Linked DNA regions of Homo sapiens: regions 1, 2, 3 and 5 are each linked to region 4. Evidence: chromatin contacts called from ENCODE Hi-C data. All regions are on one chromosome and are shown on one strand. The core of a region is the stretch at or near the end of the contact, and the rest is flanking DNA. Distances in the headings are between cores, read along the strand shown. Region 1 holds the start of AASS (aminoadipate-semialdehyde synthase). Region 2 holds the start of FEZF1 (FEZ family zinc finger 1). Region 3 holds the start of NDUFA5 (NADH:ubiquinone oxidoreductase subunit A5). Region 4 holds the start of CADPS2 (calcium dependent secretion activator 2). Region 5 has its middle 65 kb from the start of FEZF1-AS1.

The links. A loop is a pair of places that touch in the nucleus more often than their neighbours do. Pooled maps may share reads with other maps.
Region 1: a map of ascending aorta shows a loop between it and region 4 (3-fold over the local background). The contact joins the promoter of AASS here to the promoter of CADPS2 in region 4. A Hi-C loop is called at or near these places in 3 of 168 maps with a recorded cell type or tissue (aorta, ascending aorta and endothelial cell of umbilical vein) and 13 of 50 pooled maps.
Region 2: a map of A673 shows a loop between it and region 4 (5-fold over the local background). The contact joins the promoter of FEZF1 here to the promoter of CADPS2 in region 4. A Hi-C loop is called at or near these places in 2 of 168 maps with a recorded cell type or tissue (A673 and endothelial cell of umbilical vein), 1 of 37 single-sample maps with no recorded cell type and 7 of 50 pooled maps.
Region 3: a loop to region 4 is called in a map of esophagus muscularis mucosa, with 4 times the contacts of the local background. The contact joins the promoter of NDUFA5 here to the promoter of CADPS2 in region 4. A Hi-C loop is called at or near these places in 1 of 168 maps with a recorded cell type or tissue (esophagus muscularis mucosa), 1 of 37 single-sample maps with no recorded cell type and 12 of 50 pooled maps.
Region 5: a map of HCT116 shows a loop between it and region 4 (2.9-fold over the local background). The contact joins the enhancer-like site here to the promoter of CADPS2 in region 4. A Hi-C loop is called at or near these places in 2 of 168 maps with a recorded cell type or tissue (HCT116 and PC-9).

The regions. Positions count from the first base shown.
Region 1 is chr7:122,142,810-122,145,552 of GRCh38, reverse strand. AASS (aminoadipate-semialdehyde synthase) reads left to right here and starts at 1,304. Exons shown (of 24, transcript NM_005763.4): 1 at 1,304-1,392. LOC102724527 (a long non-coding RNA gene) reads right to left here and starts at 1,139. Exons shown (of 6, transcript XR_007060500.1): 1 at 1,057-1,139. RefSeq lists enhancers at 924-973, 1,975-2,480 and a silencer at 1,474-1,673.
Region 2 is chr7:122,303,500-122,306,199 of GRCh38, reverse strand. It overlaps FEZF1 (FEZ family zinc finger 1), which reads left to right and starts at 1,450. Exons shown (of 4, transcript NM_001024613.4): 1 at 1,450-2,563. The coding sequence starts at 1,763. FEZF1-AS1 (FEZF1 antisense RNA 1) reads right to left here and starts at 2,542. Exons shown (of 7, transcript NR_036484.1): 1 at 1,932-2,542; 2 at 1,457-1,627; 3 at 1-912.
Region 3 is chr7:123,556,509-123,559,208 of GRCh38, reverse strand. NDUFA5 (NADH:ubiquinone oxidoreductase subunit A5) reads left to right here and starts at 1,391. Exons shown (of 5, transcript NM_005000.5): 1 at 1,391-1,434; 2 at 1,761-1,805. The coding sequence starts at 1,414. RefSeq lists enhancers at 914-1,053, 1,314-1,363, 1,104-1,682, 919-2,118, 1,683-2,261.
Region 4 is chr7:122,885,144-122,887,843 of GRCh38, reverse strand. CADPS2 (calcium dependent secretion activator 2) reads left to right here and starts at 1,384. Exons shown (of 30, transcript NM_017954.11): 1 at 1,384-1,845. The coding sequence starts at 1,507. RefSeq lists silencers at 977-1,136, 1,147-1,306, 1,377-1,456, 1,467-1,516, 1,557-1,686 and an enhancer at 2,047-2,096.
Region 5 is chr7:122,237,607-122,240,306 of GRCh38, reverse strand. No RefSeq gene overlaps it. Among named protein-coding and RNA genes, the nearest start is that of FEZF1-AS1, 65 kb to the left of the region's middle. Within about 2 kb of position 1,343, at least 2 of the 41 ENCODE cell types and tissues checked have a DNase peak (open chromatin) inside an H3K27ac peak, as active enhancers do; they include HCT116, where a contact is called at or near this core.

The DNA of each region.
Region 1 (2,743 bases), core at 55-2,554, 740 kb after region 4:
CAGCCTCAACATCCTGCGGCTCAAGTGATCCTTCCACCTTAGCCTCCTAAGTAGTTGGGACCACAGGTATGTGCCACTACACCTGGCTTTTTAAAATTTTATTTATTTTTATTATTTTTATTTTTAGTAGACACAGGTCTTGCTACGTTGCCCAGGTTAGTCTTAAACTCCTGGGCTCAAGTGATTCTCCAGCCTCAGTCTCCCAAAGTGCTGAGATTACAGGTGTGAACCACTACACAGCCTTTGGAAGACTTTCCAAGAATGATAAGGGATCCGATTTTGGAAATGTGAAGCTGAAGATACAGAAGAAAATTCCAACTCTACTTACAGATAAAATTCTAATTTGGGGTTGGGCACAGTGGCTAACACCTGTAATCCCAGTGCTTTGGGAGGACGAGGTGGGAGGATAGCTTGAGGCTAGGAGTTCCAGACCAGTGTCCTGGTCAACACAGCGAGACCCCATGTCTACCACAAATAAATAAATAAATAATTTTCTCTGCAATTGGAGATATGAGTGGAGTCTCAAGAACGTTCTGGCTATAGATTGTTGACATAGGAGTTCAGTAGCTAAATACATCTATGGCAGGTATAAGAAGAGTAAGTGGTGGAGAAAGTTGTAAAAACAGGAGGGAAGATTAACTTCTGACCGTTGACGCCTTGGGGAATCACAGCTGGGCTTCAGACGATTCTTCAGTTCCTAGTGCTGGGGCTAGTGTCTATGAAATACGTTTTCCCCCTCCCTCCAGGCCTCCTAGGTAGTTAGGACTTTTCAATAACATTGGACATTGCCATATGCACATGAACACACTCAGTTTTAATTTCTCAGATTCTCCGCTTGCTGGCTTCTAAAACTGTTGTAAGAACTGTTATCTGGCTTCACAGGGTTGTGACAAGGCGGTGAAATGCTTTGAAAAGTGTCTATAGCTAAACAAACGTGAGGTACCGGCGCTCGCAACTTTTCCCCAGGAGATGTGCACCTCTATTTAGAGCGTAATGCCCAGACTATTTTCGTTGCTTTCCGTCCCCGCCCGCCTTCTGCCACGGACAGTTACAAACCTGGTCGATAATTATCCTGGGAGAACTCGACGTCCCAGCTAAGAACGCAGGTCAGAGATCAGAGATCAGAGACAGAAGGATCTTGGGGAGGAGCAGGGGCCGGGCATGACGTAGCAACTGGCAGCGCCGCCGATTGGCAGATGAGAAGGTTGTTCCCTCAGGGCGGCTGCTGATTGGCTACGGGAGGCAGAGGCGTGACGTCCTCAGAAGTTGAGCAAACACCTCCTACTTCCCGGCCTTCCATCCCAGTTTCTTCTAGGAATTCGGAGCCTCCCCTGCAGCGACTCGGAAGATTCGAGGCGGCGGGGGACAAGTCGGCGCCCCAGAGCGGACGAGGTGAGGAGAGGAGAGGTCCCCGCGGAGAGCTGAGCAGACGCGCGGGTGGGCTCAGCCTGTGAGATGCGGTGGAGATAGCGGGCCGGGCTCGGGCTGTCGCTGGGAGGGGCCCGCGAGCCTGGCCTTCGGGTCCCGGCGCCGCGAGGCGACCCCGGCCGGGCCGAGAGAGGGAGAAGGCGGCGAGCATTCGGGCCTCCCTGCGAGGAATGGAGGGAGAGCGGAAACGCAGAGAGTTTCACTGCGAGGAAGGGAGGGAGAGCGGTCAGCGCAGCTCCAGCATTTCTAAGTAGAAAGGCGAGGGATTGCAATTCGGATTTCTTTTCTTTCTTTTTTGGCGGACAGTGGTGGTGCTGTGGCTGGGGAATAAAGAACTGATGAAGCTGAGGAAACAACGGCTTGTTAATTTGTGGACGGCGTGCTTAGAGGGGACGGCTGGCTGAGGGGGCGGTGGATGGAGATTTCGGGGTGGTTCTTTCCCCCTTCCCTCCCCACGCCCAGCTTAGCCAAACTGATCACAAACTTCTCTCCTTGTCCATCTTGGGCTGCCCACTCTCCGAGACACAGACCCATTCTCCAGCAAGGATCGGAGATGGGTGGAAGTTGGGCGCCTTGCAAGTCTGGGTTTCCTGAACTCTTCAGCCCCTGCGGGACTATGCAGCCCATTGTGAGCGCTCGCGCGGGACGGGGCGCGGGGAGAAGCAGTTTACCCACCCTCCTCGGTTGAATGGGGCTGAATGTCTGTCTATCCTGACAGCTTCAGAAGAAGAAATGTGCTTTTCAGACATTGATTTCAGGGGAATGGGGGTGGGGGGAGCGGAAGAGAGAGAGAGAAAGAGCGCTCGAGCGCGAGAGAGAATGAATTAGTTCAGTAACTTGAACAAGGATTAACATTTTTTGATGTTGTGGGTTATCAGTGGGGAAGGTGCAGCTGTGAGATGTAGTTATACACAGGACGGAATGGTCCTTGACTGAAGCTGCGGCTTTCCAATACTGTATTAAAAAAAATCCCAAAACACTGATGGCACTTTGGTGTTTCTGGGTTTGTCTGTTTTGTCCCCTGCACTCCCCTCTTCTTTTTTTCCCATGAAGATGAGTGAATCTAGGGCTACATGACTTGACTGTGTAACCTGGTGGCCATTCTGCAAAATGAGTTAGGTGGACAAAAATTGAAGCCAATTTACCTGAATCATTTTCCCACTCTTCAGATAATCATATTTGTTATCAGTTTCACTTGTTATTGATGATGGCGTGATCAGAACTTTGGTTTATTTGTCATTGAATTTTTTTTCTCACTAGTCGTTTAACAGACCTTGGTTCGGAATTTTGGAAATGATCTTTGGTGTTTAAGAAG
Region 2 (2,700 bases), core at 201-2,700, 580 kb after region 4:
CCTTTGCTTGCAGCTCTGCGCGCTCCTTTGGCCTCCTCACGCCAGCTTACAGCTGCCGTGTCTTCAAACTCTGTGCAGCCCTTCCTGCGCGCCTAGCTGCGGGGTTCAGCTCTGCGTGATCGCCGGCTGGCAAGAGACTGCGCCGGGGAAGGTGCGCGCCGCAGCTTCCAGCGCGCTCCTGGACGCTCTTGCCTGGGCGGCGGGAGCCCGCACAGTCGGAGCCGCAGCCGTAGGCGTCTTCCCGGAAACCTCCACACGCTCCACCGCGCCGCCCCAGGAGTTTCGGCCGAGGTGCCACACCCGGCGGGTGTTCGGCTGGGGGGCGTTGCAGGGGAAATGGTCTCTACGCGCGCTCTTTGGGAGGCACAAGTGCACCTGTGGACACAACTCTGGCGCCGGCAAGTCTCCTTGATGCGCACAGACATCCAGGCTGCCGCCTGCGCTGCTTAGAGGAGGCTTGCAGACACCGGCAACCGGAGTGGGGATTAATACACTCTGTTTCCCTTCTCCGCTCGGCATTCAGTATTTAAAATGCTCCGGGAGAGCTCTAGCTGAGCGCAGGTACTTAAGAAAGAAATGCTCTTTCCAGACTCTCAATGGAAACTCGGAAGCGTGCGCGCGCGCGCGTCTGTGTGTATCCTGGGTGGGGTCCGATCGAGTCAAGGTTGCTTGTGGTGTGACACCCAATTATTCCTTGCAACTCCTCAACTTTGTGGATGAAAGTGCGACTTTCCCAGGCCTATTGCCGCGGGCATTGCCTTTACAAAACCACAAACACAGAACAAGCCTCCTAAGGCTTTTAATTTTCGGGGCGTTTGGGGAGGCCAGTTACCTGCCGGCGTCTTCTAAATGGTCCAGACTCGGTTCGGGCCGCGGAGACTCCGGGATTCCGGGAGCGGGCAACCCCGAGCCCTGGAGGAAGAAATAGGTCTGCGGAGGTGGCACAGATCTGACCCGGCCCAGCCCGGCCCAGCCCGGCCCACCCAGGCCCAGTGGAACCAAGCAGCGAAACCTCGGATTTCACTGCCGAGGCTTCCTAGCCGAGGCTTTCTGGAGCTTGGCGTTTGATAAATATAGCCTGGCGTTTGCCCCTGAATTAGACTCCGTTTCCTTATTTAGCCCTTGCACAATGATTTTAGATGATGTCACTTAGAGCTAAACGAGAAAATTGATCTCAGATTTGCTTGGCCTCTAAAGCCTGGTTAAGCAGATTGAGAATTAGAAAGGCAGAGGAAGCAAAAGGGGGGTGGGGATGGGGGGGTGCGGAGGGTAGTGAAGTGTGCGCGGCAGAGTGTGTGCGCAGAGGGGAGGGCGCGCCAAGCGGGTGAAAGCGCCCCCGCCTTTTCTGGGCGGGGAACCTCACTCACCAATGAAAAGTAGTTACTGACTGCAGATGAAAAAAAAAAAAGTTTTCCTGTTGACTGTTGGAAGCGAATTGAGCAATTATCTAGTTTACCTTCTCCTCTTGGAAGTTAACGATTGGCGAGATCTTGGCTGCGTTATTGACACAACACTTTCTATTGATAGAAATAAGTAGTGATTGTCCCCGAGTCATTGGTGCGCCAAGAACTCTGCGATGGGCTGGCAGGAGTCCATTGGGCTGGGCAGGCAGGTTCGGCTGGTGATGCTGGGGAGGAGGAGGAGGAGGAGGCTACTGGTGGTGATGGTGCCCGTCCCCCTCTCCGCAGGTCTGTGACAAGCAGGGAACAAGGCAACGGACGGCGCAACCCAGCCCCGGCTGACGGACGCTGGCGACTCAGACATGGACAGTAGCTGCCACAACGCGACTACCAAAATGTTAGCGACTGCTCCAGCTCGGGGCAACATGATGAGCACGTCCAAACCCTTGGCTTTCTCCATTGAACGAATCATGGCGCGCACCCCAGAGCCCAAGGCCCTGCCAGTCCCCCACTTCCTGCAGGGAGCCTTACCCAAGGGGGAACCCAAGCACTCTCTGCATCTCAACTCGTCGATCCCCTGCATGATCCCCTTCGTGCCTGTGGCCTACGACACGAGCCCCAAGGCAGGAGTGACGGGCTCCGAGCCGCGGAAGGCCAGTCTGGAGGCCCCGGCGGCGCCCGCGGCGGTGCCCTCGGCTCCCGCATTCAGCTGCAGCGACCTGCTCAACTGCGCACTGAGTCTCAAGGGCGACCTGGCCCGCGACGCGCTGCCGCTGCAGCAGTACAAGCTGGTAAGGCCGCGTGTGGTCAACCACTCTTCATTCCACGCCATGGGCGCCTTGTGCTACCTGAACCGAGGTGACGGCCCATGCCACCCGGCAGCCGGCGTGAACATCCACCCGGTGGCCTCCTACTTCCTCAGTTCCCCTTTGCACCCGCAGCCAAAAACGTATTTAGCCGAAAGGAATAAACTGGTGGTCCCGGCGGTGGAGAAATACCCTTCTGGAGTAGCTTTCAAAGACCTGTCCCAGGCTCAGCTGCAGCATTACATGAAAGAAAGCGCCCAGCTTCTGTCGGAAAAAATCGCGTTCAAAACCTCGGATTTCAGCCGAGGCTCTCCTAATGCCAAGCCCAAAGTTTTCACTTGCGAAGTGTGTGGAAAGGCAAGTACAATGCAAAACGGAGATCCTTTCCTTCCCTCCCTTCCTTCCTTCCTTCCTTCCCTCCCTCCCTCCCTCCTTCCCTCCTTCCTTCCCTCCCTCCTTCCTTCCTTCCTTCCTTCCTTCCTTCCTTCCTTCCT
Region 3 (2,700 bases), core at 142-2,641, 670 kb before region 4:
TATCTACTTTATCTTTTTTAAGCATAGTTGTTCATAGTATTCCTTCTTATTCCTGTTTATTTCAGCAAGGCTATTAGTGATGGTTCTTTTATTCTTGCTTGTATTAAATCTTCTCTCTTTTTTTTCTTAGTTTCACTAAAGGTTTGCCAATTTTGTTGATCCTTTTAGGGAACCAATTCCTGGTTTCATTGATTTTCTTTATTGATATTCTGTCTCCTTCTTTTCTAATCTTTAATATTTCCTTTCTTCTGTTTGCTTTTGGTTTAGCTTTCATTTTTTCTAGTCTCATGCCTCTAATGAAAGGCCTCATCTCTTCCAACTCATTCTCTTCAACTGTTGCCTAAGTTGTTTGTATATCTGAAACATAAATTTGATGGTGTCACTTAGAAGCTTAAAAGTCTTCTCATTGTTCCCATTCCTTAAAAAGTAAAATTCAAATTTTGTATAATGGCAAACAACACCTTTCATAATCTTAACCAGTTTACCTTAACAATCAAACCCACCTTTCCAATCACATAAAATCACCTGGAATTTATATATACATTTTTAACCTCTTTTCCTTTGTACTTGTGTTTTCTCAATTTGTTCTTTTCTCCTACTGACTTTTTAGAAAGTCACCCACGCTTTTTAGTTATTTCCTTTTCCCTGGTACCATCACACTTTGCATCAACTTCTTTTAGAACAGTTACCAAATTATTTATTAATACACGCCTTCTTCATTATTCTTTGAATTCCAGGATGTGAAATCCCATTTTAGAAATTATGTCCCAGTAACTGACACATAGTGAGTGGTCAGTGTTTGTGGAGGTAGGAAAAAGTGGTATGGTCTGATATCATTTCATCTGGAAATAAGATGATGTATTTCAGCCAGTGAAATCGAAAAGAGCGATGGAAAATGACCTCACACTCCATAGGGCTTTGGTTCGTAAGACACAGAGAATACTGATATCCTTGTGCGAAGAACTAACTTGCTGTTGAGAGATCAATTCAGAGGATGCTCAAGCTCCGTTATCACTTTCATTTTACTAAACTGAGAAAGGAAGGTTGAGGAATGCATCAACGGTTAAGCACAGTGCAGGTTCCTACAGCGACTGGAGTTTTTTGGTAGTTGGGAGTGTTTCCCTCAATCTTTGGGCAAGCCGTCAGCAGTGGCAGGAACAGGAACAGACAGCTGGGAAACCCTTTCTTTCCCCAATCGTCTTCTAGCTTAGCTTTAGGCTTGTATGCCCATCGCGCATGCGTCAATTTTTCTCTTTTAAGATGGGCGGGGCAGAGTCTTTGCTCCTTTGGCGATCCTGAAGGGGTGGAGCTAAGCTGTTTCCAGGGTGACAGAGTGGCGACCTCGGTGGTCGATTGAGCAGGTCTGAGAATTGTTCCCAAAGGGTTGTGCGTCACCGAGTCGTTGGCGCTGTCATGGCGGGTGTGCTGAAGAAGGTGAGACGAATGGAGGTCACTGTTGGAATTTAGACTGTGGGGGTAGACTCAGTCCGATAGCCCTACTTCCCGCGGGTGTTGACCCCTACTGTCGCGGGCTCGGCGGTGCTTTTCGGGGACTCGTTCTGCATGCCTTACCGGGTAGGGCAGGTTAGTGGTTCCGCTCCGAGAGTCAGGAAAAAAGCTCCAAACAAGCGAGACTGAGAGACCAGTAGCTGGCTTTAGACCAGTTTTAGCCGGGGGATTCGTGGTTTTGTATTTCCTTAGCGTGCTGGATGTATGGAAACCGTAGTAAACAGCATGAATCGTGTTTTGTTTTTGAACAGACCACTGGCCTTGTGGGATTGGCTGTGTGCAATACTCCTCACGAGGTATGTACCTTTGTTCTTTCTTCGTTCTTGAATTCCCAAGGAAGACTAAATTCCTGTCACTTTGCTTATTGCAGGGTTAACGGGATACAGATGTTTCAAGCCCTTAATTACAAGCCGCGTGAGCTCTTGAGACACGGGCGCTGTCCACCTACTTCGTTGATCCGATGTCACATTTTTATTTATTTTTGCCATGACCTCTTTATTAAGCCAGTTTTCTTGTTGACTTTTTCCTTGACATTTTCATGGCTTCACTTGTGCTTGCTTCTGTCAGCGCCATCTCAAATTTATATCTCCGTTTTCCATCTTTTCTCCTTGCCTTACCGTTTCTGCTTAGGTGCGTTGGATTACATATATTTAGGCTTACTAAAGGTACTGCCCCCTTTTCCTTCTGTTAGGTCTTTTCCATCTGTATTCACGAATGTTTTCATCAAAAAAACCCACAAAATTTTTTTATTCTTCTTGTCCCTTCTATAATCACACCATTTCTTTGCTTCACTTTACAGATAACTCAAAAGAGTTATCTCTATTTTCTCCAATTTCTTTCTTATTCACCCTTGAATGCACTCAGTCACCCTTGGCGTTTTTCAAGTTCACCAATTATCTCCATGCTGCCAAATCCAATGGTCAGCTCATATTTCTCACCTTCATTGACCTAATAGCAGCGTTTTTTGACACATTTGACACTTTTTCCATCACGCTCTTTTCAAGTTCACCAGTTATCTCCATGTTGCCAAATCCAATGGTCAGCTTATGTTTCTCACCTTCATTGACCTAATAGCAGCGTTTTTTTTTTTTTGACACATTTGACACTTTTTCCATCATGCGCTTTCTTTACTGGGCTTCAGGACTCCCCCAGTCTCCTGATTTTTTCCCCCTACTCTTTGGCTTTCTCTTT
Region 4 (2,700 bases), core at 135-2,634:
TCAGGAGTAAATGCCTCCTTGTCTTTTACCCATCTAGAGAGAATGTCAGTAAGTGCAGAAGTCTCTCTTGTGTACCTAACTATATGAAAGTGGCCTGAAAAAGCTAAAACTGCTGTTTGACCATGGTGGTAGAGGAGCTCAGAGCTGGTAGTTAATTTGCCCTGTGTTATTTCCACTGAACTTCATCACCTCCCTGCCCACCTGGTCGCTGCACACTCCACCTGGTGTTGAATGCATTGTTTTGCCTATTTCCCCCTCTGTCAGGACTTAGGACATAAGATACAGAATTACTATAAGAAACTCCTAGGTGGTTCCAGCACTAGGACTGAGAAATCTGCGCAGATAAGGCAGGCTTCAGCGCAGCTACAAGACGCCGACTTGAGGCCAGAACCACCAGCGACTGAGTGTCATGTGCCTTAGTCACCGCGGGCTCCGCAAAAGGCTAACAGTGCTGGACACCGGGAGGGCGCTCAAATCTTTGTTGAATAAATGTCCACACTACACAACCTGTTTTGAGTCAACTGCATCCCAACCCAGAAAATAATCGAGATATGTTTGAGCTGAATCAGTATCATTTTGCACATATAAAATCTCTCTTGCCTTGAGTCTGCAGGACTAGAACAGTTTAAAAAGTAAGCCTCGTTGGTTTTCTTTTTTTTTTCATTACTCCGACTTTTATAATTTGGGCTTCAGCATGAGTATCAAAACGGCAGCAGAGCAGAGTGAGACTTTTCAAAGTCTTGTCGCAAAGATACTTCGTGGTGAAGGGCTCCAGTCCCGCTTTTCCGCGCTGGGGTTCAATCCTAGGCAGCCGATTCGGGTTGGGGAGATGTCTCGGCCGCTCCCCCTAACCTCTTGCTAGGGAACAGTCCCTCCCCGCTCCCCATTCCACCTCCACCTGCTGGAGAAAAGATCACAGGTGGTAGGGTGAGGGTAGTCGGAGCAGCCCCGGTGGACGCTTACACGGGCCATCGCGCTCGGCCGCTCCCCGCCTTTGCAAACTGTGTGCTAGGGCTCCAGGCGGGCCCGGGCAGCAGCGGCGGCGCGCGCACGCGCACTCCGCGGCCCCGCGCGGCTCTTCAACATTCAATTCCACGTGTTGCTTGTTGTAGGCGCCACAGGTTCCCCACCTGCGTCCGGGCGCTCGGGCGGCTCCGCCTCTGCCGGCGGGCTCTGGGGAACCGCTGGGTCGGCGCGCCCGGGGCTGGCGGAGCAATTCCTGAGGCGCCCAAGCTCACCCCCAACGCTAACTCCGCCTATTCAGTCCCGGCGGCTCCCCCTCTCCCCCCTCCCAATCCTCCTCCCGGCTCCTGCCCGCCCCTTTCGCCCTGGTGGTAGGAAACACTCCTGAATCTAACTCGACGTGTCCGGAAAGCCCTGGCCAGTTTTCCTTTCGTTCTGCGGCCGCTGCAGCCAGCCCCGCGGCTCCCTCAGACCCGCGGGCGCAGCCGCCGGGGGTGAGGCGCTTGGGGACCGCGGGCCGAGCGGCGGGGATCCCCGAGCACCATGCTGGACCCGTCTTCCAGCGAAGAGGAGTCGGACGAGGGGCTGGAAGAGGAAAGCCGCGATGTGCTGGTGGCAGCCGGCAGCTCGCAGCGAGCTCCTCCAGCCCCGACTCGGGAAGGGCGGCGGGACGCGCCGGGGCGCGCGGGCGGCGGCGGCGCGGCCAGATCTGTGAGCCCGAGCCCCTCTGTGCTCAGCGAGGGGCGAGACGAGCCCCAGCGGCAGCTGGACGATGAGCAGGAGCGGAGGATCCGCCTGCAGCTCTACGTCTTCGTCGTGAGGTGCATCGCGTACCCCTTCAACGCCAAGCAGCCCACCGACATGGCCCGGAGGCAGCAGAAGGTGAGTTGCGGGACCGGGCGCCTCCTACCACCACTTCTCCCTGGGTTTTTCTCCCGGGAGAGCTCTGGGACGCCTCCCGTCCTTCTGCGAAACGCAGGACACCGTATTTTTGTTAGTCTCTGAGGGCAGAGGAATCTTTGGGGACAAGACGGTGCTTTCACCCGCCGGGTATGCGGCTGCAGCGGACACCTCTTCTCCTCCTCCCCGCCTGGGCTGGCAGGAGCTGTCAGCTCACCATCCGTGAGACAGAGACCGACAGCGCCGGCCGCGCCGCGGTTGCACCCGGCAGGCGCAGCTCTGGCCGGATTAGAATGCAACTCCCATCAACTTTAATTTCCAACAGCACTGGTGCATTCCTGTCCACCTAGCCTGGCGTGATATTGCTAGAGCTGGGTTTGCCGAGGGTCTGAATGAGTGTTGTAGCTAGGCGAAACAGGTGGAGCCCGAGTACTTCTCTTAGCTAGAGTGAAGTCTTCACTTAAGAGGGGTAGAAATTTTCCTCAGTGAATAAAAAAGTTAAATTAATACGTTTCCTATATTGTCATACAACCAGGACATCAAATCCAAACACCGAGAAGGCATGCAGCTTTGTAAAGTGTTTGTGGGTAAGTAATTTCTGGTCTGGGCAGGCCTGATTAATGAAATATACTATTACTGATGAAAGATAAAGGATTGGTGCATGATCACTTCATAACAAATGCTTTCCAAATGCTTTTTTGGGGAACAAAATGCTTATTCTCCCCCAAAAGGTAAGAAGTTTGTTTCAGGTGAAAGGCTGGCCAACTTGAGTTTCAAAACAAGACCCCAGGGGCCTGATGTTCTGTACCAGACACGAGTAATGACTCAAATTGTCCT
Region 5 (2,700 bases), core at 94-2,593, 650 kb after region 4:
TTCTCCTTCACTTATGAAGCTTAGTTTGGCTGGATGTGAAATTCTGGGTTGAAAATTCTTTTCTTTAAGAATGTTGAATATTGGCCCCCACTCTCTTCTGGCTTGTAGGGTTTCTGCCGAGAGACCAGCTGTTAGTCTGATGGGCTTCCCTTTGAGGGTAACCCAACCTTTCTCTCTGGCTGCCCTTAACATTTTTTCCTTCATTTCAACTTTGGTGAATCTGACAATTATGTGTCTTGGAGTTGCTCTTGTTGAGGAGTATCTTTGTGGCGTTCTCTGTATTTCCTGAATCTGAACGTTGGCCTGCCTTGCTAGATTGGGGAAGTTCTCCTGGATAATATCCTGCAGAGTGTTTTCCAACTTGGTTCCATTCTCCCCATCACTTTCAGGGACACCAATCAGACGTAGATTTGGTCTTTTCACATAGTCCCATATTTCTTGGAGGCTTTGCTCATTTCTTTTTATTCTTTTTTCTCTAAACTTCCCTTCTCACTTCATTTCATTCCTTTCATCTTCCATTGCTGATACCCTTTCTTCCAGTTGATCGCATCGGCTCCTGAGGCTTCTGCATTCTTCACGTAGTTCTCGAGCCTTGGTTTTCAGCTCCATCAGCTCCTTTAAGCACTTCTCTGTATTGGTTATTCTAGTTATACATTCTTCTAAAATTTTTTCAAAGTTTTCAACTTCTTTGCCTTTGGTTTGAATGTCCTCCCGTAGCTCAGAGTAATTTGATCGTCTGAAGCCTTCTTCTCTCAGCTCGTCAAAGTCATTCTCCATCCAGCTTTGTTCCGTTGCTGGTGAGGAACTGCGTTCCTTTGGAGGAGGAGAAGCACTCTGCGTTTTAGAGTTTCCAGTTTTTCTGTTCTGTTTTTTCCCCACCTTTGGGGTTTTATCTACTTTTGGTCTTTGATGATGGTGATGTACAGATGGGTTTTTGGTGTGGATGTCCTTTCTGTTTGTTAGTTTTCCTTCTAACAGAGAGGACCCTCAGCTGCAGGTCTGTTGGAATACCCTGCCATGTGAGGTGTCAGTGTGCCCTTGCTGGGGGGTGCCTCCCAGTTAGGCTGCTCGGGGGTCAGGGGTCAGGGACCCACTTGAGGAGGCAGTCTGCCGGTTCTCAGATCTCCAGCTGCGTGCTGGGAGAACCACTGCTCTCTTCAAAGCTGTCAGACAGGGACACCTAAGTCTGCAGAGGTTACTGCTGTCTTTTTGTTTGTCTGTGCCCTGCCCCCAGAGGTGGAGCCTACAGAGGCAGGCAGGCCTCCTTGAGCTGTGGTGGGCTCCACCCAGTTGTAGCTTCCTGGCTGCTTTGTTTACCTAATCAAGGCTGGGCAATGGCGGGCGCTCCTCCCCCAGCCTCGCTGCCGCCTTGCAGTTTGATCTCAGACTGCTGTGCTAGCAATCAGCGAGACTCCATGGGCGTAGGACCTTCTGAGCCAGGTGCAGGATATAATCTCGTGGTGCACCGTTTTTTAAGCCCGTCGGAAAAGCGCAGTATTCAGGTGGGAGTGACCCGATTTTCCAGGTGCCGTCCGTCACCCCTTTCTTTGACTCAGAAAGGGAACTCCCTGACCCCTTGTGCTTCCCAAGTGTGTCAATGCCTCGCCCTGCTTCGGCTCGCGCACGGTGCACGCACCCACTGACCTGTGCCCACTGTCTGGCACTCCCTAGTGAGATGAACCCGGTACCTCAGATGGAAATGCAGAAATCACCCGTCTTCTGCGTCGCTCACGCTGGGAGCTGTAGACGGGAGCTGTTACTATTCGGCCATCTTGGCTCCTCCGCCCTAAAATCCTCTTTTCATTCCTAGTCATTCTCTGTAAAGGTAACTACTATTTTGATAATTTCTAGTGTATCCTTTCTAAAAAAAGTTCTGTGCAACTAAAATTATACATTTTAAATAGTTCTTTTATTTTTTTAACTGTAAAGACAGAATATTGCTGCTAGACAGGATCTAGAGCTAGAAAATTTGGGTTGGAATTCTGTCTCCTCTGATGACCAGTTATACAACTTTGAATACGTTTTTAAATCTCTCTGTGCTTCAGTTCCTTCATCTGTAAAATGTGGCCAATACGCTTCAGAGGGCTGTTTTTAGGATTTAACGTATCATTTATGTAAAGCACATTCCTGGCACACAGCACTCAGCAAATGTGGTCTCCAATTAATATTTATATATTAAAAAAGATTATATTTTAACTCTTGTTTCAGTTAGCTTTGCGTGACTGTATTTATATATTCTTGTTTTTTAATCTTTTGTGAATCACATTGTTTTAGATGTCTCATATACACAATATACAATTTAAAAATTGTACCCAATATGAGAGTTTTTCTTTTAGTAGATGAATATATGCCATTTATATTTGTCGATACAATAAATGTATTAGGCTTTATTTCTTGGTGACAGGGTCTTGCTCTGTCACCCAGGCTGGAGTGCAGTGGTGTGATCATAGCTCATGGCAGCCTTGAACTTCTAGGCTCAAGTGATCCTCCCACTTCAGCCTCCCAAGTGGCTGAGACTACAAGTGTATGTCACCATGCCCAGCTATTTAATTTTTTTTTTTTTTTTTGGTAGAAACAAGGTCTTGCTATGTTTCCCAGGTTGGTCTTGAACTCCTGGGCTCAAGTGATCCTCCTGCTTCAGCCTCTCAAAGTGCTGGGATTATGGGCATGAGACACTGCACTCAGCCTTGGATTTTTTTT